2 separate regions of the Homo sapiens genome follow, and region 1 is linked to region 2. A link is an interaction called in ENCODE POLR2A ChIA-PET data of the cell type or tissue named here. Cell type or tissue: Panc1. All regions are shown on one strand. Each heading gives the region's core, and the rest is flanking DNA. Links, peaks and the distances in the headings are about the cores only. Region 1 overlaps ABHD17B (abhydrolase domain containing 17B, depalmitoylase). Region 2 holds the start of LOC101927108 (a long non-coding RNA gene).

The links. Peaks named below come from ENCODE experiments on the same cell type or tissue, not always from the same donor. Only the 100,000 strongest peaks of a DNase experiment are listed, where the experiment ranks them.
Region 1: POLR2A ChIA-PET joins it to region 2 with 12 read pairs; 2 of 35 experiments call an interaction of 5 or more read pairs at or near these places.

The regions. Positions count from the first base shown.
Region 1 is chr9:71,885,586-71,896,780 of GRCh38, forward strand. All of the region lies in intron 1 of ABHD17B (abhydrolase domain containing 17B, depalmitoylase), which reads right to left. Among named protein-coding and RNA genes, the nearest start is that of ABHD17B, 20 kb to the right of the region's middle. In Panc1, for the core only: no CTCF peak of the experiment used is centred there; no DNase peak of the experiment used is centred there.
Region 2 is chr9:72,019,114-72,030,308 of GRCh38, forward strand. It overlaps LOC101927108 (a long non-coding RNA gene), which reads left to right and starts at 10,943. Exons shown (of 5, transcript XR_001746719.1): 1 at 10,943-11,068. RefSeq lists an enhancer at 5,920-6,214. In Panc1, for the core only: CTCF peaks have their summits at 6,070 (motif pointing left) and 6,296; a DNase peak (open chromatin) is centred at 6,048; H3K27ac peaks cover 4,164 bases.

The sequences.
Region 1 (11,195 bases), core at 2,611-7,610, 130 kb before region 2:
TGTATGAAATAATAATTTAAGAATCTGCTTCTCCTGGTAACGTTTTCCTCCTCAATGACAAAGAAAAAAGATAAATAACTGATTCTTTCTCAGCAAAACAGGAAGACTAATGTAAAAAAAAGTCCCTAAATAGAATGACCTACTGTATCTCCTTCCTCTCTTCTAACGTAAGAAATTACTGACATGACTCCTGTCAATTTTTGACATAATAACAATTTACTAGGGGAAAAAAAATCTCCTTTTGATCTCCTTGTAATAGTTTCTTGGTAATGCAGACCAACTCATATTACTACTAATTATTATAAGGTTTAAGATTTTTGTTGTACTGAACTAGCATTAAAAGTCTTTAAAAGCAGGTTTAGAGAAAACATTTAAAAGAATGCTTATATCTTTCTTCATTTTGTGTGATATGTTGACAACTATGCTCAGTACACTGTATGTGATAAACCATTTAAATTTTGATATATTAGATTTCATGTTAAGAACTATAGTCTAAAATTCAAGATGAATTACTCCATTTATGGATAACTCTGGGGATGCAATATCATTCTGTGTAATCTGTAGTAGTATTCAAAGTATAGCTACATGTGAAACTCTAAGCTCTGAGTGTTATGGTTTTTAGAAAGCCATACACATTACAGAGTTTAGTACATACAGAGAAGCTGAATATTCACCTTGAAAGAAGATGAAGCATCCAAAACACAGTATCAAAGTTTCCTGGGCCAGGCACAGTGGCTCATGCCTGTAATCTGAGCACTTTGGGAGGCCGAGTCAGGAGGATCTCTTGAGGCCAGGAGTTCAAGACCAGCCTGGGCAACATAGGGAGACCCTGTCTCAAAAAAAAAAAAAAAAAATCCACTAACTCACTAACTACAACTTGAACAGGAGGTACTTAGTTGTAACAATGTTTTAAAACATTTTCTATCTTATCTGGGCATGCCTTATGCAGGACCAAAGCTCGTCACACTCTGTTGCCCCGGCTGGAGTGCAGTGACGTGATCTCGGCTCACTGCACCCTCCGCCTCCCAGGCTCAAGCGATCCTCCTACCTCAGCCTCCCGAGCAGCTGGGACCACAGGTGTGTGCCACCATGTCTGGCTAATTATTCGTACTTTTTGTAGAGACAGGGTTTCATGGATGAAACGGGTTCACAGATGAAACAAGTTTCATCTGTGAGATCAAAGGGCTCAAAATTCAGGTGACTTTGCAGGAAAAAGTCAGCTCTGCTTGAAGACACAAACTGGATGAACTGCATGCTACATGAGTTTTTAAACTCGGAGAAAAAATTTAAAAATATTAATGTTTTAATATTTTGAATTAAAAGAAGAAATTTTTGCAAAACCTCTTCTTTGAAAAAGAATCATGTCTGGTACTTTTAAGGTAAAGTTGCAATTTTTAAATACCAATAAGATTCTAGATATAGAGTGTAACAGTGCCAATGGGTCACTTGAAAACACCCTTAGAAGTGTGGGTTTTGTTGGGGTAAACTGAACAAACGCCTTAATAATTTGAGTTTAGAAAAATTTAGAGGAGTTTCTCAAATGGAAAAAAAAATGTACTGGGCAATGTGCAAATAAGAGTCCTTTCTCACTGGTGGAAAGTACTGGAGTTAGACGAAAAAAGAAAGTTGAGGTGAAGATAGGAGGCATCAACCAGAGACATCAAAATAGTGTCAGTTCTAGTGTAAGTTGTGAACTTACTATCCTAGTAAAAAAAAAGCTAGTAAGGTTCAGAAATGAAGATGTTAGATCTATGATGACATTATAGTAGAAGATGAAAATTAAGGGTAAAGAGTCTATAAGCTGTGCCAAGCAAACTAATTTGGGTCAGAAGTCCTATTTATTTTAATGCAGTGCTTTTTATTACTTTTGTTTTCCCTCAGTTTCTTGATACTGCTAGACACTGCACTAGCTAAGCACTCACTCTCCACATATGATTATTTAAATTTAAATTACCTAAAATTAAATATTCACTTCTTCAATCCCACCAGCCACTGTGGCTACAAGTTACACAGCATAGTATGAATATTTCTTTCACTACAGAAAGCCCTAATGGGCAGTGCTGAACGAAAACCTTTGAAACCCAGACAATCCAGAACAAACAGTTCCATGCTTTAAATTCATACTAGCTTCAAATGCTAAAGAGCACCTTCCTTCCTGGCTTTTCCATCAAAGTACATATACGTAAATCTCATAGATCTTTCTGTTGAACATTGATAAAACACACAGAACTAAGTGAGATTGCCTACACAAGACTATTCTGGAAAATTTTATCTTTATGACACAGACTTATTTCTAACCCAATTCTAACATAAAAGCCATTTTATTAAAAATGAGCAGTGCAACTCAATTAGGCTATCTATATGTTTTAATCCACGGTTTGATGAATCAAAAGGATTCATGTTCTTGAGAGGTTCCTTGTAAGCTGAAGTTGCAAGTAAACCATGAGAAAGTGTAAAAAACACTTGTGACTATTAGCTAATGAATTTCTGAACATAGTCCAAAACAGTATCCTAAACACTTACAATCTTGATGATCCACCAGAGCAATGTCCTAACAAGTGAACAAAGTCTTACTGATGGAGCAGTAAAATAGGTTGTTGGTTTTTGCATATGCTAGTATCACATATTCCTATAAAACTTTTGGTGACTGGAAAGTACAATTAGCTCAGGGCTTTTAAAAGTCACACCTTTACCTGTTGCTGAGCGTAAGCTAGACATGAACAGACACATGTTTTCTCTCCCTAATCATCAGCTTTTGGCATTTCTATTCTAAGAATCCAAATCATGCTTATCCTCAAACTCAAAGTTCATAGAAAAGCTGTCATATTACATTGTTCCAGAAACATTCCACAATGCACATTATTCCCTAGTTTATAAGTAAAATAAGTCCCTGAGAAACTTTTCAGGTGAGTACCTACTCAGTATTTTTCATACCATAGAACACCCATATGTACCTCAATATTATCTAGTCAATGTAGTCACAAATCTCACAAAATTTAAGGATTATTGATTATAAATAATGAATACAATCTTTTTTTAAAAAGAGGTTCATATTATGGGTACCCCAGTTTGAATTTCTAAGAGTTACAAAAAAGATTATTTCTAAGAGTTTATACAAAAAGTTTATAAAACCATTTACAGGTCAATACAGCATATGAGCATGGACCCACACAACCCTTATTTACCAAGCAGTAAATAAAATAAGGTGTTTCAATAAAGTTAAAAAAACTTTACCAAACAACAACAAAGGTTTTGTTTTTTAGGCAACTGAAACTGCTGTAAAACATATTAGAGCTACAGTGAAAAGACAAAAACGTAAACGGTGATAATACTACTACTGTATGCAAATAAATATTAGTCAAGTTCCACAATAGGGATTTGATATTTTAAGAAATAACATTGCTATTATGAAAGTATTACAAGACAAAGTTTAAAAAAAAAAACAAACCAGCCAGGTGCAGTGTCTCACGCCTGTAATCACAGCACTTTGGGAGGCTGAGGCGGGCGGATCACAAGGTTAGGAGTTCGAGACCAGCCCGGCCAATATAGTGAAACTCCATCTCTACCAAAAATACAAAAAAATTAGCCAGGCGTGGTGGCAGGCGCCTGTAATCATAGCTACTCGGGAGGCTGAGGCAGGTGAATCACTTGAACCTAGGAGGTACAGGCTGCAGTGAGCCGAGATTGCACCACTGCACTCCAGCCTGGACGACAGTGCGAGACTCCGTCTAAAGAAAAAAAAAAAAATCAAACCGCATGTTACACTATTTTTTAAAAGTCTCCTCGCCAGGCTAAAATTAGGATTGGTTAAAAGTCCACTTCAAAAAATGAAGTTCCCTAGATACTGTCTCCAACTCATAAGAGTAGAGGTTTATATTGGGAAAACCTCCTCTGAGGAATCAGACTAATCTGAAAGACATATCTTAAAAGAGACTGATATGGCAAATTACACAGGGAAGTTGGGGGATCTGGGAGCGTATTTGTGCGATACTGGTGGGGGACAGCTATGCTCTCTACTGTAAGTGGGATGTCAACATGTAAGAAGTAGTAATATAATACTGTTATCTAGCGACATGGAAGTAAACACCAAAAGAATCATTCAAAAATAACTAAATGCCCCTGGGAATTTGTAGAATTATTTGGCTTCCTGACCACATACATGTACAAAACTGATAAAAAACAAAAAATGACCAAAACAAACAAACAAACAAAAAAACACTTAAAACTTCTTTAGTCTCTTCCCTAATCCCAACCCAAACCTCAGCCTTGTTCTCAGAAATTACAATTTTGGGTCATTTGTTTTTAATTCTTCTAGTGCTTACTACCATACTCATTTTTTAAAAAAATCCATTATTTCTTATCACAGTGTAGCCTCATTATAAAAGACTGAGCGGGCTGGGCAAGGTAGCTCATACCTGGAATCCCAGCACTTTAGGAAGCAGAGGCAGGTCGATCACTTGAGGTCAGGAGTTTCAAGACCAGCCTGGCCAACATGGTGAGACCCTGTTTCTACTAAAAATAAAAATAAATAAATAAATAAATAAATAAATAAATATTAGCTGGGAGTGACGGTGCATGTCTGCAATCCCAGCTAGTCGGGAGGTTGAGACAGGAGAATAGCTTGAGCCCAGGAGACAGAGGTTGCAGTGAGCCAAGTTTGTGCCACAGCATTCCAGCCTGGGTGACAGAGCTGGACTCTGTCACACAGACACACACACACACGAAAGACTGAGAAGATTTACCCTAATTCCCACCTTCTATGCTCATTCTGATTTATTTTAGTTTGTATTAGTTATAACTTTAGATATTATAGCTGAACCTGTATTTCTTATTCTATCAACTTTAGGAAGTTTCTTCTGGCTCCCCCATGTAATCATATACCATTATTGCTGACTATACAATTAAGTTTCACATTAAGTTTTATATCATTTGCAATTTATTAAGTTTTTATCTATTGGTTGATTCTCATTAATTGGATAATAAAAAGTACTTACAGTGTCATTCACTGCCCATCCAAGGGGCATGGTAAAACTCAGAGAATAAACAGCAATTTTATGTCACTAAATTCCAAGTGTCAAGGTGTTTACATTCTTGATACTCAATTACACCTCACTGTTCAAAAATAAGGCACATTTTCGTTTGCTTCACATTTGGACTTTCAGAAGAGGCTTTAATTTTCTGAAGTTTTTGCCTTTTTATTACATTTAACATATTCCAATTTATTAGAATTTGTTCAACAAAATCCATGTTGTTCTTAAAGACATGTTTAGACCCCAGTGATTTCTGTTTTAATTTGAAATAATTATGTTCTGGGTTAGTTCACAGCCCAGTTGCCTGCCTACCTAGTACTTCTTTTCATCACATACCTCTGTTGATTCTGAATCTCAAGCTCCTTTTTGTAAGATTTTTTTGTTTGATTTTGCTGTACTACAACTCCCAAGCACTACCCCCCACCCCCTTACCCAAAGGTCTGGCGAAGTAAACTACACTGTTATGTATACTTCCACACTTACAGCAAACTAGGTCTGCTTCAGAATTATAGGTTGTTTCTTAAAATTCTCCTCGAAATTTAAATCATTGGTCCACATTTTCTAGTACCAAGTAATAAAAGTGTCTACCAATCTGATTTTTTAAAAGTGATTCTCATCTCTCAAAAATATTTATGAGATTTCCCTACATCCTTAGCTCTGAAATTTCATAAGCCTATTATCTAAATGTGTGTTATTGTTTGTCCATTTTGTTTTATACTTAATGGGTCCATTTGATCTAAAGCCCCGAGTCTTTACTTAGCTCAGATAATTTTTCTTCTATTTCCTCTCCATCTTCTCTGTTCCATGTGGAATTCCTTTTTAGGAATCCTAGGACTATCCACTATATCTATAAAGCTTTTCTTTTTGTTCTCTTCATTTGTGTTTTTCAGGTAATGCTTGTTCATCTTGGGTTTCATGCTGTTGGAATGCTTCTTTCTTGACTGTTCATATTTCTAAGCAAAGAACTAAATTGGGTTTCCTTTATATTTGTGTAAGCCTATTGACCCAGAAGGCCTATAGTCTGAATAGGACTGACTGCAGAATTGGAACTCCTGTAACTGCTAGAATAAAGAGGATTTTGGAGATAGAGTAGTCAGTGTCAGTCTGTCTCTCACAAACACACACATACGCACTCTCTCTCTCACACACACTCATACCCTGTCTATAGGGCAAACAAGTATGTTCTGTTTATCTCTTCAATGGGACCAGAAGATACTTTACAAATATTCGAGAACATAGTACAGCTTTAACTCTTGGTCCAATAATGTAATTAAAAATTTTACCCAGTAAATTCTTCTAGTGAGATGCCAACGAAGCCTTTGGACAGCACGATAGCACAGTGTAGTCCAAAGAGCACTAAGAATCAAAAGAGCCATGGCTTTCAGTTCTAGTTTTACTATTAAAAAGCTGGTGACTTTAGGGAAGTCAATCTCTTTATACCTCATTTTCCTTTTCTACAAAGTGAAAAGCATAAACTGATAATAAGGTTTCTTCTAGTTCTAAAACTTTGTAACTAAGATGTTCTCATAAGCTTCAGATACAATCTTCCATAGTATATAAAAAGAATGAAGAAATTTATAATTTGAAAAACTTCAGGTTTTCAAAGTTGTTCCGGCTACTAAAAACAAAGCTCCTGGCCAGGCGCAGTGACTCACACCTGTAATCCCAGCACTTTGGGAGGTCGAGGTGGGCGAATCACGAGGTCAGGAGATCGAGACCATCCTGGCTAACACGGTGAAACCTCATCTCTACTAAAAATACAAAAAAATTAGCCAGGCGTGGTGGCGGGCGCCTGTAGTCCCAGCTACTTGGGAGGCTGAGGCAGGAGAATGGCATGAACCCGGGAGGTGGAGCTTGCAGTGAGAGGAGATCACGCCACTGCACTCCAGCCTGGGTGACAGAGTGAGACTCCCTCTCAAAAAAAAACAAAAACAAACAAACAAAAAACACAAAGCTCCTAAACAAGTACACTATATTTACCAAAATTTAGTTAATATAAAATTTATAAACATAAATTTACATTTAGCAAATTAATTTGGGGGGGGGAAGGCAGGTGATAAGGTGGGGGAAGTGCAGAGGTGAGAGAGTAAGGGAGGTTGTCATTTCCTACAGCTGTTTTCCAAAATGAGTGGTTTTTGTATCTTGGTCACTGTAGGGAAATAATGTTGTGTTTTTTAAATTATGGTAAAATATAGATAAAAGTTACTATTTTAAGTGTACAGTTCCATGGCATTAAATACATCCACATTATTGTGCAATTATCACCAGATTTTATTTTTCATCTTCCCCAACTGTAACTCTATACCCACTAAACAATAACATCATTTTCTTCTCCTGCCAGCCTCTGGCAACCACCATTTTGTCTCTATGAATTTGACTATTCTAAGTACCTCATACAAGTGGAATTATACAATATTTGTCCTTTTGTGACAGGCTTATTTCATTGTAGCATGTCTTAGAATTTCCCTTCCTTTTCAAGGCTGAAAAATATTCCATTGTACCTAAAACAAACTATTTTGTCCTTTGCACTCACACCACAACAATCACCAGAATACTTCTGTGACCAGATGTATGAGAGATTTCCCCCAATGCAAGCAATCGCTTCTGCAGTGGACACCAGGTGGGTGTCCTCCCACCCAGTTCAATTCCAACATTATCTACCTGGAGACAGTGTCACATCCCACAGGTTGAGGGCTCCCCACTTCCAATCCCAATCTAAAGCCCCAGGTTGTTTTACCTATGCTTCTGACTAACTGGCTATAAATTGGGGTTCCCACAACCTCTTACTCCAGTCTGATTAATGTGTTAGAGCGACGCACAGAACTCAGGGAGACAGATTTACCAGTTTATTATAAAGGATATTACAAAGGATACAGTTGAAGAGATGCACAGGGCAAGGCATGTAGGAAGGGGATGCCACCCTCCATGTGCTCAGCCATCTGGAAGCTTTCTGAATCCAGTCCTTTTGGATTTTTATGGAAGCTTTGTTAAGTAGGCAATGATTGATTAAATCACTGGCTGTTGGTATCAACTTAACCTTCACGCCCTCTCTCCTACCCAGAGATTAACAGGCAGGACTGTAAATCCCAACCCTCTAATCCTGCCTGTTTCTGGGTAACTAACATCCATCCAATAGCTACCTAGAGGTGCATGGCTTTCAGTCAACTTGTTAGCATACAAAGATACTTCACTGGCCGGGCGCGGTGGCTCACGCCTGTAATCCCAGCACTTTGGTAGGCCAAGGCGGGTGGATCACAAGGTCAGGAGATGGAGATCATCCTGGCTAACATGGTGAAACCCTGTCTCTAATAAAAATACAAAAAAATTAGCTGGGTGTGGTGGCGGGCACCTGTAGTCCCAGCTACTCGGGAGGCTGAGGCAAGAGAATGGTGTGAACCCAGGACAGCGCTTGCAGCGAGCTGAGATCGCACCACTGCACTCCAGCCTGGGCGACAGAGCGAGACTCTATCTCAAAAAAAAAAAAAAAAAAAAAAAAAAAAAAAAAAGGATACTTCACTTTGGAGATTCTAAGGATTGTTGGAGTTGTATGACACAACACAAGAATGAAGATCAAATATATATTTCACAATATAATGCACATTTTGCTTGTCCTTTCATCTACTGATGTTTGACTTATTTCTTATTTATCAGTTGGTAACAAAATAGATACTATAACCAATTTGTGTATACATATAAAACTGGATTAAGGTAATAAATACATTAAATTTCAAATTTTTTAGATTTTTTAAAGATGGTGTCTCAGTCTGTTGCCCAGGCTGGAGTGCAGTGGCACCATTTGGGCTCACTGCAACCTCTGCCTCCTGGGTTCAAGTAGGCTCTGCCTCAGCCTCTCAAGTAGCTGGAATTACAGGTGCCCCGCCACGACACCCAGCTGCCAAAATTTTTAGAAGTTTTATCTTTAGCACTTGGGGCATTATTACTAAAAAATTAAATTGCAGTCTGTACATATTATTAAAAGCTACCTTCTAAAAGCATGGAAATGTATACAAAGGGCCCAGAAAGTCTTATTTCAAAAGGAACTAGACTTCTTGGGCTTAAAAATGTTCATTTTAGCCAGGTGTGGTGGCTCATGCCAGCTACTTGGGTGGCTGAGGTAGGAGAATACTTGAGCCCAGAAATTTGAAGCTGCAGTAAGCTATGATCACACCATGGCACTACCAGTCTAGGTGACAAAGCAAGAACACGTCTCCTAAAAAAAAAAAGTTTCTTTTGATTGTACAATTAATCAAATGAACCATTTCATAAATCATTTACTAACTATAAGGTCATGTTTGTCCTTATTAGTTTTGAACCATATAACATACCCCTCCCCACTGCACATACTTAAATTCAAGTATACCTACACCTAGCAATGGCTGCCACACAGAAATCACTCAAAAGCCACTGCTGGCTGAGCTGAATTTTGTCAAAACAAATCAAACAGTATTATTATTGACTGGCAAATCCAAACTTTCAGGTTTAAAACTTTGCTAGGTTAGAAAAGCCAGGCTAGTGTTAATTTACCAAAACACACTTATGCAGCACTTACTAGGTCTTGCTCCAAGTGCTTTAACAATCCTATGAGATAGATATTATTTTTTCCTCCCTCCTCCCACCCCATTTACAGATGAGGAAACAGAAACATAGATAAGTTTAACTTATGCAAGACCACAGTGTTAGTAAATGGTAAAGCCAGGTTTCATATTCAGCAGTCATCAGGAAGTGTTCTTAGACCTGGAAGCCAAGAAGTTATAACTTCTTAAGGAATTTGACTAGACCAGTACTTACTTGCCTAAAGACTATGTCCTGGCCAAATAGGGTATATAATTGTGTTTCAGGCTGAATTATCTGTCTTTGCAACTTACTCTCAAGATTCTTCTGCCTTCTGTAGAATACCAGTATGGAAAAAGGAGGCTATGACCCAGTATAGATTTTTAAAGTTGAGAAGTACTACATTACCTTACTTTGTAAAGTCTGCAATTTGAAGAATGCATCAAGCTGTTCAGCCTCTGAAACACCAATCTGTCAATGTTCTAATACTTAGTTAACTTTCTTATTAATATCTTCTACCAGAAAATGTCAATGTCTCAGGATAACATTATACTGTATATTGCTCTCAGACCTGACTTTGGACAAACCCTTATTTGGATGGTTCGGAGCTAGGTACTATTTAATCAATTCCATGCAAAATCACTTAATGTGCCAACAGCTTGGGGTCAAGCCTAAAAATTACTTTGGAATGCAACAGGACTATTTAGAGCTGTGGTTCATGGAAAACTCCTGAAACTACATGCAAAATTTTGGGACAAAAGGTCCAAAATATTTAATAACAGACTGACTTGAAAACTACTTTCTCAAAACTCTGGAGGTTCTTAAGATATATTACATTTTCATTTTAAGCTTCTCAGGCTTTACCACTCACCCAATCTAGAACAGCTATAATATCTTAATTTCTATTCAGAAAGCTAAAAGAACCCTTCCTTTTTGCACCTATCTCATCTGTGGTTAAGATGGATATTTCCAGTGCTGTGTAAGACATTTGTTACAAAATAAACCAAGCTGAATCTTAATCTACTCATATCTTGATTCAGTGAATGCTCATTCTGTCCCCAACTTCACTTCTATATGATTAACATTCTCAGCTGTAGATAGGAATTTCTACATTGTACTCCTGACTTCAATTTCTTTTTTTATCTTTTAGAATTGCATAAAATTGCAGACTACAAATGTAGTAGCAGACTTCTTATCCCTGCCCTGAAAATATGTCTACATACGGGCATTAAGGAATATCCCTAGTTCTGTCACCTATCCAGTGGGGGTTCAAGAGAACTTGGTCAAGATATCAAACTTCTAAAAAATATCTTGAGTTCTTGGTAACTTAGAGATACTGGTGAAGGAGGAGGGTTAGAATTTCAGCCTGCGAATAAAAAAGATGCCAAATTTGTAGCATAAGGCTTCAGCTTTTCCTAGTGGAAATGCTGTTTAAAAAGTCCTCTGATGGTTATTACAAAGTCAAGCAAATAAACAGGGGGTCTATGTATATATACAGTTCTATCTTCTACCAAAACACACACACACACACACACACATATATATATATACCTTCTTCAAGACATAGGAGTGTCCCTCTCCTCACCTTTTCAAAGGCAAATGACAGAATTAAAA
Region 2 (11,195 bases), core at 3,249-8,248:
TGTGAGCTCACTCCCCACCACTCTCACTCAATCTCCTTCTGTCTTTTATGAATATTTTCCATCTTCAGGACTGTCTTTTAATGTTTGTTTAGAGAGGTTATTTTGATGACAAAAAATTTTAGTCTTTGTTTCTCTGAAAAAGCAAAGAGTTTTACCGAGTATGTGATTCTAGATTAATTAGTATGTGTTCCATCCTCTTGTTCCATTCGGGGACTGAGTAGGCCTCGAGCCCATCGCTCAATTCTGAGATTTCCCTTTGCTGCTGCCCTGTGTAGGTTCTGTTTTCTGTATCTCATGCTGCCTTGGGTTTTTCTGGTTTTTGGTTTTTGGGTTTTTTTGTTTTTTTGTTTTTTTGTTTTGGTTATAATTCCTTTATTTTGCTGAAGCATATTCTTCAATGGTTTCCTTAAGGACACATGAGGTAAATTTTTAGAGCCCGTGGATGTCTATAAGTGTCCTTATTTAATCTTCACATTTGATTTGTAATTTGATATAGGATTTGGCAGGCATGGTTCCTTAAAGATTTTGAAGTAATTGTCCTAACACCTCTCAGTGTTGCTGTTGAGCATTAAATGTCCTTTCGGTTCCCCCACCCTTTGTGTGTGACCTGTTTTTCCTTTCCGAAAGTGACTTTAGAATCTTTTATTCACTTTGTTTCTCTAAAATTTATTTTCGTTTGTTTAAATTGGACTGTTGGTGACCTCCTTCCAAGTGGAGACTTACATTCTTGTACTCTGGATTGCTTTTTGTTGGGAGGTATTAGTCCTTGATAATTTGATTCCTTTCAACTTATCTGTTTACTTTTTCTAGAATTACTTTGATTTCTCCTCTAAGTCTCTTGTCCTTTTATTTCTATCTCTTTGTCTATTATTGTTTTACCTTCTGGAAGACTTACTTAATTTTCATTGTCCAACTCTTCTATTGAATTTTAAATTTTGTTAGTCATACTTTGTGTTTTAAAGAACTTTTCATTTTTCTCAATGTCTTTTTTATAGCATCCTGTTTACTTTTTATGGGTGGAATATCTTGTGTCTTGCTAAAAGTAGTGACAGTTACTTATAAAATAACTGAATAAAAGAGAACAGAATAAAATAAAACAGAATAAAATAAGATGTATATTTTATTCTGTTTCTTGCATTACAGTGGTTTTCCTCTGAGGGTGTGTAGGTGTGTGTGCACCCACCTGTTTTTTCTACTTGAAGATTTCCACAAATATCTAACTATTCTTGATTCAAAACCAATAAAACATCCTATAAAGAAAGATTGAGAAGAAGTTATAGTATAAAAAGTATTTGCTTTGGCTAATTGTTTTTGAACTAAACATCTAGTTATTGAGTGTCATCTTTCTTTCACCTTCACATGTTATTGTCTTTGTAGGGAGAAAATCCAAGCACCCTTATTTTTTTTTTCCAATAATAAGACTGTTTTCTATAGGTGAATATAAATTTAGATGTAACCTTCTGGGGGGATTTTGAATGGTATGATTATATGTCTTAAGTTTTATGAAGGTCAACAGTTTGCCCATATGTACTTGTAAGCATACTAGGCTGTAAGTTAGAAGGACTGGGCTCTATCTAGTTACAGGTTCTTGTTGTGTAATTATAGGTGTATCATCTACCTTGTCTGAACTTCAGTTTCTTTATGCATAAAATGAAACCCATTTTCTCACTAAAGTATTACGGGTATCCAATGACATGTTTATTTATTTTTATTTTATTCTTTATTTTAATTTTAATTAAAAAAATTTTTTTTTGAATTTTTTTTAAAAGCCGGATGCAGCAACTCATGCCTGTAATCCCAGTACTTTGGGAGGCAAAGGCAGGTGGGTCATTTGAGGTCAGGAGTTCGAGAGCAGCCTGACCAACATGGTGAAAACCCTGTCTCTACTAAAAATACAAAATTAGCCAGGCGTGGTGGCACACGCCTGTTATCCCAGCTACTTGGGAGGCTGAGGCAGGAGAATTGCCTTGAACCCAGGAGGCAGAGGTTACAGTGAGCCAAGATTGTGCCACAGCACTCCAGCCTGGGCAACAAGAGCAAAACTCCATTTCAAAAAAAAAATTTTTTTTTTACATTTTTATTTTTTACTTTTTAATTTATTTTTATTTGTATTTTTTTCACTCTGTTGCCCAGGCTGGAGTACAGTGACACAATCTCGGTTCACTATAAACTCCGCCTCCTGGGCTCAAGTGATTCTCCTTCCTCAGCCTCCTGAGTAGCTGAGATTACAGGTGGCTGCCACCACGCCTGGCTAATTTTTGTATTTTTAGTAGAGATGGGGATTCACCATGTTGGCCAGGCTGGTCTCGAACTCCTGACCTCAGGTGATCCACCTGCCCTGGCCTCCCAAAGTGCTGGGATTACAGGCGTGAACCGCCATGTCTGACCTAGTTTTTTTTTTTTTTTTTTTTTTTTTTTTGAGATGAAGTCTCACTCTTGTCCCCCAGGCTGGAGTACAACGGTGTGACCTTGGCTCACTGCACCCTCTGCCTCCTGGGTTCAAGCGATTCTCCTACCTCAGCCTCCTGAGTAGCTAGGATTACAGGTAACTGCCACCACATTCGGCTAATTTTTGTATGTTTAGTAGAGACGGGGTTTCACTATGTTGGCCAGGCTGGTCTCAAACTCCTGACCACAGGTAATCCGCCCGCCTCGGCCTCCTAAAGTGCTGGGATTACAGGCATGAGCCACCGCGCCCGGCCTACCTATTCTCTCTTATTTTTGTACCGTGTCTCCCTTGGATCATTATCTTGCCAAAGATCATAAACTACAGCTTAGAAACCTGTGCTTAATTATTAGTTTCATGTTTATTTCAGTGCCAGGGCTTGTGAAGACCATAGGTTGCTTTTGAAAGAAAAATAGGCATAAAACTTCTCCCTTAAAGCTATACAATTACCAGTTACCCTTTGACATTATCTATGATCCTCTTATGTGTTCCTTCTTATTTATTTATTGTTGTTGTCTTCCCCATGCAGATAGAGGACCAGCAAAGCTCCCTCATATTTCCAAAGGCCCAGGGATCCTCAAAACATAGACTAAAGCATGCATAGGAAGATATGAGGGTGGATGACAGGAGATGACAGTAGTGTCTAGATGCCCGTGAAAGCTTCTCTGTGAACCTGTTTGGAGTCCAAATAGGGCAGGACAGGACAGCAGGTGGAATGGGTGGAGGAGTAACAATGGGGACTCAGATCAAGTCCCACCAGGGGTGGCCTTGGGCTCACCACTTCTTTTCCCTCCCCTGCTGATATGGTTTGGGTCTGTGTCCCCATCCAAATTTCATGTCCAATTATAATCCCCAATATGGGAGGTGAAGCCTGGTGGGAAGTGATTGGATGATGGGGGTGGGTTTCCCATTTGGTGCTGTTCTCGTGATAATGAATGAGTTATCATGATATCTGTTGTTTAAACGTGTGTGGCACCTCCCCACTCTCTCTCTTCCTCCTGCTGTAGCCATGTAAAGATGTGCCTGCTTCCCCTTCACCTTCTGCCATGATTATAAGTTTCCTGAGGCCTCCCCAGCTATGCTTCCTGCACAGCATGTAGAACCATGAGTCAATTAAACCTCTTCTCTTTATAAATTATCCAGTTTCAGGTATTTCTTTATAGCAGTGTCAGAATAGACTAACACACCTGCTCTGTCATGTCTCAGGCAAAAGCCTCGCACTAGTTCTTAAAAAGGGGTGCCAGAAAGAAACAGGAGTCAAAGCAGGCCTGAGAGAGAGAAAGAGTTGTTCTAGAAAGCGTGAGAACAAGAGCAAATGTGTGAGAATGAGAAGAAGAGAGCATGAGAGAAAAAAGAGAAAAAGACAAAGAGAGCGAGAGACAGAGGCTCTTCCAGAAAGATGAATCACTATTTTAACCAAGCTACACACACACACACACACACACACACACCCCTCACAAGTTCCTCATCCTAGAAGTCCAAGCCTCTCCAGGCTGACTCACCATCCAAACCCTATATAAACTGCTTGACCTAGTTCTGAAGAGGATTACTTTTAGCCTCAATCACTCATGGATTATTCCTTTATATATGCAGTGTCTACCCGTCTTATCCACCCCAGGTGACTAATGAACTAAATTTCTCTTTCATGACATCAAATTTGTGACATGAACTTCATGCAGCCATGTTTGTGTTTAAAAGACCATTCAGAAGCTGAGTCTAATAGAATGTGGCCTTGGGATTCTCATCCAGGAATAAAACCATTGAAAATATTTCCTTGTTCCTAGACCAGGTGAGAGAAACAAAAACAAATAAATTAGAAAAAAATAAAAATTGAGTAGCTGTTTGCAAACTTTGAGAGGCCAAGGCGGGCAGATCACCTGAGGTCAGGAGTTCGAGACCGCCTGGCCAACATGGTGAAACCCCGTCTCTACTAAAAATACAAAAATTAGCCGGGTGTAGTGGCGCATGCCTGGAATCCCAGCACTTGGTAGGCTGAGGCAAGAGAATCACTTGAACCCGAGAGGTGGAGGTTGCAGTGAGCCGAGACTGTGCCATTGCACCCCAGCCTGGGGTACAAGAGTGAAACTCCATCTCAAAAAAAAAAAAAAAAAAAAAAGAAAGAAAGAATGAATGGGTATTTATTAAGCTGTGCTATCTGGGAAGCTGTAGCAATGTTAAAAGTAATAAACGATTCAAAGTTCATCAGATAAATATAGGTAGATGAGAACAAACGAGTAACATCAATAAAGTAGGTTGTGTTTCTATGCATGAAGAAATGTTGCGTCTTATAATTCAATTCACTTTAGACATTTATTAGGCACTCATCAGGTACAAACTCTGCCCTAGGAATTGGTGGGTGCTACAAAATAAATGAAACACTGTTGTATTTGGCCATTCTTGCACTGCTATAAAGAAACTGGATAATTTATAAGAAAAGAGGTATAATTGACTCATGGTCTGCAGGCTGTACAGGAAGCATAGTGGCATCTGCTTCTGGGGAGGCCTCTAGAAGCTTCTAATCATGGTGGAAGGCAAAGTGGGAGCAGGCACATTGCCTGGTGAGAACAGGAGCAAGAGAGAGAGAGAGAGAGACAGGTGCCTCACTTTTAAACAGCCAGATCTTGCGAGAAATCACTATGATGAGGATGGGACCAAGAGGATGTTGCTAAACTATTCCTGAGAAATCCACCCCCGTGATCCGATCACCTCCCACCAGGTCCCACCTCCAACACTGGAGATTACACTTCAATGTGAGATTAGGGTGGGGCCAGCATCCAAACTATATCAACTGTTAAGGAAATAAAAGCTTTCTGCTATTTTATATGTATGTTCCTCATTCAGGTTACACAGTTCTTGTGTTGTATTCTGTGTAACGCTCTCACTGGCTTTGTTCCTGTGAAGGCCAGTGGATAAAACCTCTTATGTTATTCATGAGGGGTATTCATCTGCCCTAAAGCAGGGAGCTGGGGAAGAGGGGCCAATTCTCAATCAGAAAACCAGAGCTCAGGTGATTCTCAGAGCTCAGAGGCACAAAGAATAAGCAATATTATATGATTGGGTCTAGCTCTGTTGTGTGTGTGTTTTTTTCCAAATGTGTATGTGTGTGTGTGTATATATATATACACACACACACATACACATTTGGAAAAAAACACTTGGAAAAAAACACACACACAACAGAGCTAGACCCAATCAATATATGGGTCTATGTATATATACATACACACATATATATTATATATTTTATAATATATAAAAATAATGAGAATATATATTATATATTTTATAATATATAAAAATAATGAGGATATATATATATCCTCATTATTTTTAGTAAGGTTTCCTTTTAAAGTTCTGGCCCTGCTCCTGAAGACATAAAGAAGGGCCTTAGATCCTTGGGAGCAGGGTTCTTACAGTGTGGTCTCAGGGCCAGCAGCAGCAGCAGCAGCATCTCCCTGGGGACTCGGGAGTAATGCAGGTTCCTGTGTGTCACCCACATCTACTGATCAGGAACTCTGGTGTGAGACCGAATGATGAAAGCCGTCCAGGGGATTCCGATGCTGCTCAGGGTTAAAAACCACAGCTTGATCTGAAGAGCTGCAGGGGACAGCGCCCTCTGGAGGCCACGTGATCACAGCAGCCATAGAAAAGCAGCTGCATCCAGAGAAAGGAGCAAGAGTCTAGGTTTCCGAGTCCTGTTGTCCCTTCTCATGCAAAGAGACTTCTATGGTGGTCAACTTTAGAGATCCTGACTTGATTTAATTAAAGGATATTGCTGGTTTTTTTTTTTCTTTTTTTTTTTTTTTGAGACAGGGCATCGCTCTGTCACCAGGCTGGAATGCAGTGGTGTGATCTCGGCTCACAGCAACCTACACCTCCCGGGTTCAAGCGATTCGCCTGTCTCAGCCTCCCAGCAAATTTTTGTATTTTTAGTAGAGACGGGGTTTCACCATGTTGGCCAGGCTGGTCTCGAACTCCTGACCTCAAATGATCCACCCAGCTTGGCCTCCCAAAGTGCTGGGATTATAGGCGTGAGCCACCGCACCCGGCCTTGTTTTCTTTATAATAGTCCAGGCTCTCAGCATGGGTGAATATGGGTGTGTTCTAAAATAAATACTGTTCTATTTGCTTTTTCCAGTTCAAGTGTTCATATCATTCCCCTATTCAAAACGTTTTTACTGGTTCTTCATTAAACAGTCATCTCAGCCTAGTCTTTAAGGCCTCTGCAATGGGTCCAGCCCTCATTCTCAGCTCTCTCTCTCTTCCTCCCTGCATGAAAAATGCTGCTTGCTTGCTTTTGTGTTCATGTGGCATAGCTCATGCAACAGCGGCAGGCCACACAGTGTTGACAACTATGTCTCTCCTCTAAACCAAGCTTTTAAGGGCAGGCACCACATTCTGTTCCTGCTTATCCCAGCATTTAGCACAGTGCCTGTTAATCATAGCTGGTTGGAAATTGTTTTAAAAATGAGTAAGTGGCTGAATATTATGCGTGGTCTAGCTGTGTTGAACTATTTGCTGTTCTTGGAACTTTCTACCTCTGTCTTCCTTTGTGCAGTTCCTTTCAATGTGAGATGCCCTTACATGTCCATCTCTAGCCTCTCAAAACCCCACCCATGCTTTAAGATTTACTCATAGTGGCTGCTTAATAAACACGTGGGAGTTGAACTGTATAGAACGTGCCCTTGATGGAACAGAGTCATCAGCTGGTAAGTTCATTAAGTCACACTGTTCCTAGGGCAAAGTGCACTTGAAAAAAGTGGCACAAATAATAATAATGACATTTATCTATAATATCAATCAGTTGTATTGCTTGAGATCTTATCATGTGCCAAACCTTGCACTAAGCTTTTTACATATTATATTTTATTTAATTCTTAAATCAGTTTATGGAGAAAGTATTGTTATTTGTAAAAATTTAGAATGAGGAAATGGAGGCACAGAGGGGTTAAATAATTTGCCCAAGGTTATTTATTTTATTTTATTTTGAGATGGAGTCTCACTCTGTCACCCAGGCTGGAGTGCAGTGGCACGATCTCGGCTCACTCTAAGCTCTGCCTCCCCGGTTCACACCATTATCCTACCTCAGCCTCCCGAGTAGCTGGACAGGCGCCCACCACCACGCCTGGCTAAGTTTTTTGTATTTTTTTAGTAGAGATGGGGTTTTACCGTGTTAACCAGGATCATCTCGATCTTCTGACTCGTGATCCACCCGCCTCGGTCTCCCAAAGTGCTGGGATTTCAGGTGTGAGCCACCGCGCCCGGCTTGCCCAAGGTTATATAGCTAAAAATGTCAAAGACAAGGTTTCACTATGTTGCCCAGGCTGGTCTTGAACTCTTAGGATCAAGCAATCCTCCCTCCTCAGCCTCCCAAATAGCTGGGACTATAGTCATGCCACCATACCTGGCTGAAGCCAATATTAAAATGTAGGTCTGGGCCATGCACAGTGGCCTACACCTGTAATCCCAGCACTTTGGAAGGCTGAGGTGGGCAGATCACAAGGTTAGGAGATCGAGACCATCCTGGCCAATATGGTGAAATCTCGTCTCTACTAAAAATACAAAAATTAGCTGGGCATGGTGGTGTGTGACTGTAATCCCAGCTACTCAGGAGGCTGAGGCAGGAGAATCACCTGAACCTGGGAGGCGGAGGTTGCGGTGAGCTGAGATCGCGCCACTGCACTCCAGCCTAGGTGACACAGTGAGATTCCATCTAAAAATAAATAAATAAATAAATATAAAATGTAGGTCTGGTAGACACCAAAGTCAATGCTCTTAACTTGAAGCTAAATAGATTATTGATAAAGTATATAGATATTAGAGATCTTGACAAAACAGAATTGCAAATCTAAACAGACAAGCAAGAAACCTGAACTCATATGCCAGTCGATGAATAAATTAATATTTATTGAGCAGCTACTATGGGTCAGGCATTGTTCTAGGAGCAGGATGATAGAGCGGATGAATAGGCAAGGTCTCTGCTCTCAGGGAATTTACTTTCCAGTGAGATAATCTGTTTAGGAGATAACATTTGAGCCAATCCCTGGATGATGAGAAGGAGCCGTCATTTAAAGATTTGGGAAGAGCCTGTCTCAGGCAAAAGGAAGGAAGAGGAAGTGCAAAGGTCCTGAGGCTAGGAAGACCAACAGAGGAGCCAATATGCAGAAACCATCGAGTGGAATTGACCCTGGATCAAGCTGTGCTTTCTGGACACAGCTTCCATAAAAGAAGGAACAAAACCCAGGTGTGAGTGGCCCAAAACAGGTGAATCAATTACCATATCTAGGAAGCAGGATCAAGTTGAAAGAAGATTCTCTTACCCCTTTAAATATTTTCATCTGTGCCACTATTGCAGTGTCTGAAAATGAATCAAGTTTGTAGATGACTTTGGGGGTGAAAGCAAGCGTCATCATTAAATAATATCATCAAACCATTCCCCAAAAAGTCAATAAAGTGAGTAACACAGTCTAGGAAGGACTTGCTTCTCAAAGGGTTCTGTTTACCAGATATCCCCTATATTGTTGCCTTTTCAGAGTAATTTTGTAAGAACCAAGTCACGGTCTCAGTAATGGCACTCTTACAGTGGGAAAATCCAATACCCAGGTGCTTTATGGACATATCAAGAATCATGAGTAAGGTCCGGGTGAGAGTGAATCTGTTGATAAAAACATGCCAGGGAATATTTTGTTTCCAATTGAGTGGTCTAAGAAAATGGGGAATGGGGAAGAAGGGTGAACCCTAGATATAGGCAATAGAAGCTGCCTGTCTGTAGAAAATTTAGCAATAATAATAAAGCTGATTAAAAGTCAAGTGATAAGGCCGGGCGTGGTGGCTCACGCCTGTAATCCCAGCTCTTTGGGAGGCTGAGGCAGGAGAATGGCATGAACTTGGGAGGCAGAACTTGCAGTGAGCTGAGATCGCGCCACTGCACTCCAGGCTGGGCAACACAGCGAGACTCCGTCTCAAAAAAAAAAAAAAAAAAAAGTCAAGTAATAAAAAGCAGACAAACAAACCCTTTCCTGCAGGGGCGGGGCAGACCCTTCCCACAGCAAATCCCCCTGGTAGGTGGCTGTTAACAATGTCAAATCCAATTTGCAATACCTTTTTGTTCCTTCTTTGAACCTATACTTGATGTCTTCCACATGGTCTCCCCTGGGTCTGTTTTCTCTGTCAAGTAGTTGCTGTCTCTTTATGGGTGCTATGAAGGGCTCTCTTCCTTGTTTTGAGGTTCACAGCTCTTCTCTTCATGAGAGAACTTTTCCATACCCAGCTATTCACCTGCTTTTTCAGAGGTGTTCAAACCTGAGTGACTCCCTCTTGAATAGGGGCTGGATAAAATAAGGCTGAGACTGACTGGGCTGAATTCCCAGGAGGTCAGACATTCTTAGTCCAGGATGGGATAGGAAGTCAGCAGGACTGGTATCACAAGATACAGGTCACAAAGACCCTGCTGATAAAACAGGATGCAGTAAAGAAGCCGGCCAAAACCCACTAAAACCAAGATGGCAACAAAAGTGACTTCTGGTCATCCTCACTGCCCACTATACACTAATTATAATGCATTAGCATGCTAAAAGACAGTCCCACCAGCACCATGACAGTTTACAAATGCCATGGCAATGTCAGAAAGTTACCCTATATGGTCTAAAAGGTGGAGGAACCCTTAGTTCTGGGAATTGACTGCCCTTTCCCGGCAAACTCATGAATAATCCACCCCTTGTTTAGCATATAATCAAGAAAGAACTATAAGTATACTCTGTTGAGTAGCCCATGCCTCTGCTCTGCCTATGGAGTAGCCATTCTTTTCTTCCTTTACTTTCTTAATAAAGTTGCTTACACTTCACTCTATGAACTCGCCCCAAGTTCTTGACTGAGGTCCAAGAACCCTCTTTTGGGGCCTGGATGGGGGCTCCTTTCTGGTAACATTTTTATCTGAAGTGATACTTCCTTCTAGGCATCCCTAAGAAGGAAGGTGTCTGTAACTTGTAGAGCTGCTGTCCTCTCTTGGCGACAGCCAGTCCCTGTAATACATCCTTCAGTATACCTGCCTTCTTATGTAAGCACACTTATTACCAAAAAAGTACACTTAAGCACAAATATTTAGTGAGGCCCATAGGCCAGGCACTGTCTGGACATTGGGAAGAGAGCAGTAAACCAACAGACATGGTCCCTGCCTTCAGAGTGAATTGTTTTAAAAAAATAAGTAAACAAAATAAATTCAGATGTTCATAAGTACAGTGAGGAAAACAGAAGAGGACTATGTGATGGAAGCAACTGAGGATAACACCACTTAACCAGACAGGCAAGGGAAGCCTCTCTGAAGATGCGTATTTGACCAGATACCTGAGTACACAAGGCAAACCACCCACCCACCCAGCCAACCAACTGATCAACCAACCAGCCAATCACTTGCCCACCCAACCAGCCAACCAACCACTCACCCACCTGCCCAACCAACCAGCCAACCAACCAACCATCCACCCGCCCAATCAATCAGCCAACTAACCAACCATCCACCCACCCAACCAACAAACCAACCAATCAACCAACCAGCCAATTTTGAAACCATCCAGAGGAAGACTATTACAGGTAGAAGAAAATGCAAGAGGAAATTCCTGGGCTGTGAGTAAACTTGGTGTGTTTGAGGAAGAGAAAGATGTCAATGTACTTACAGTGGAGGGAGTGGGAGGGAATAGGTGGGTGAGGTCCCTCAGGCCAAGGCCATGATAAGGAGCTGAGATTTTATTCC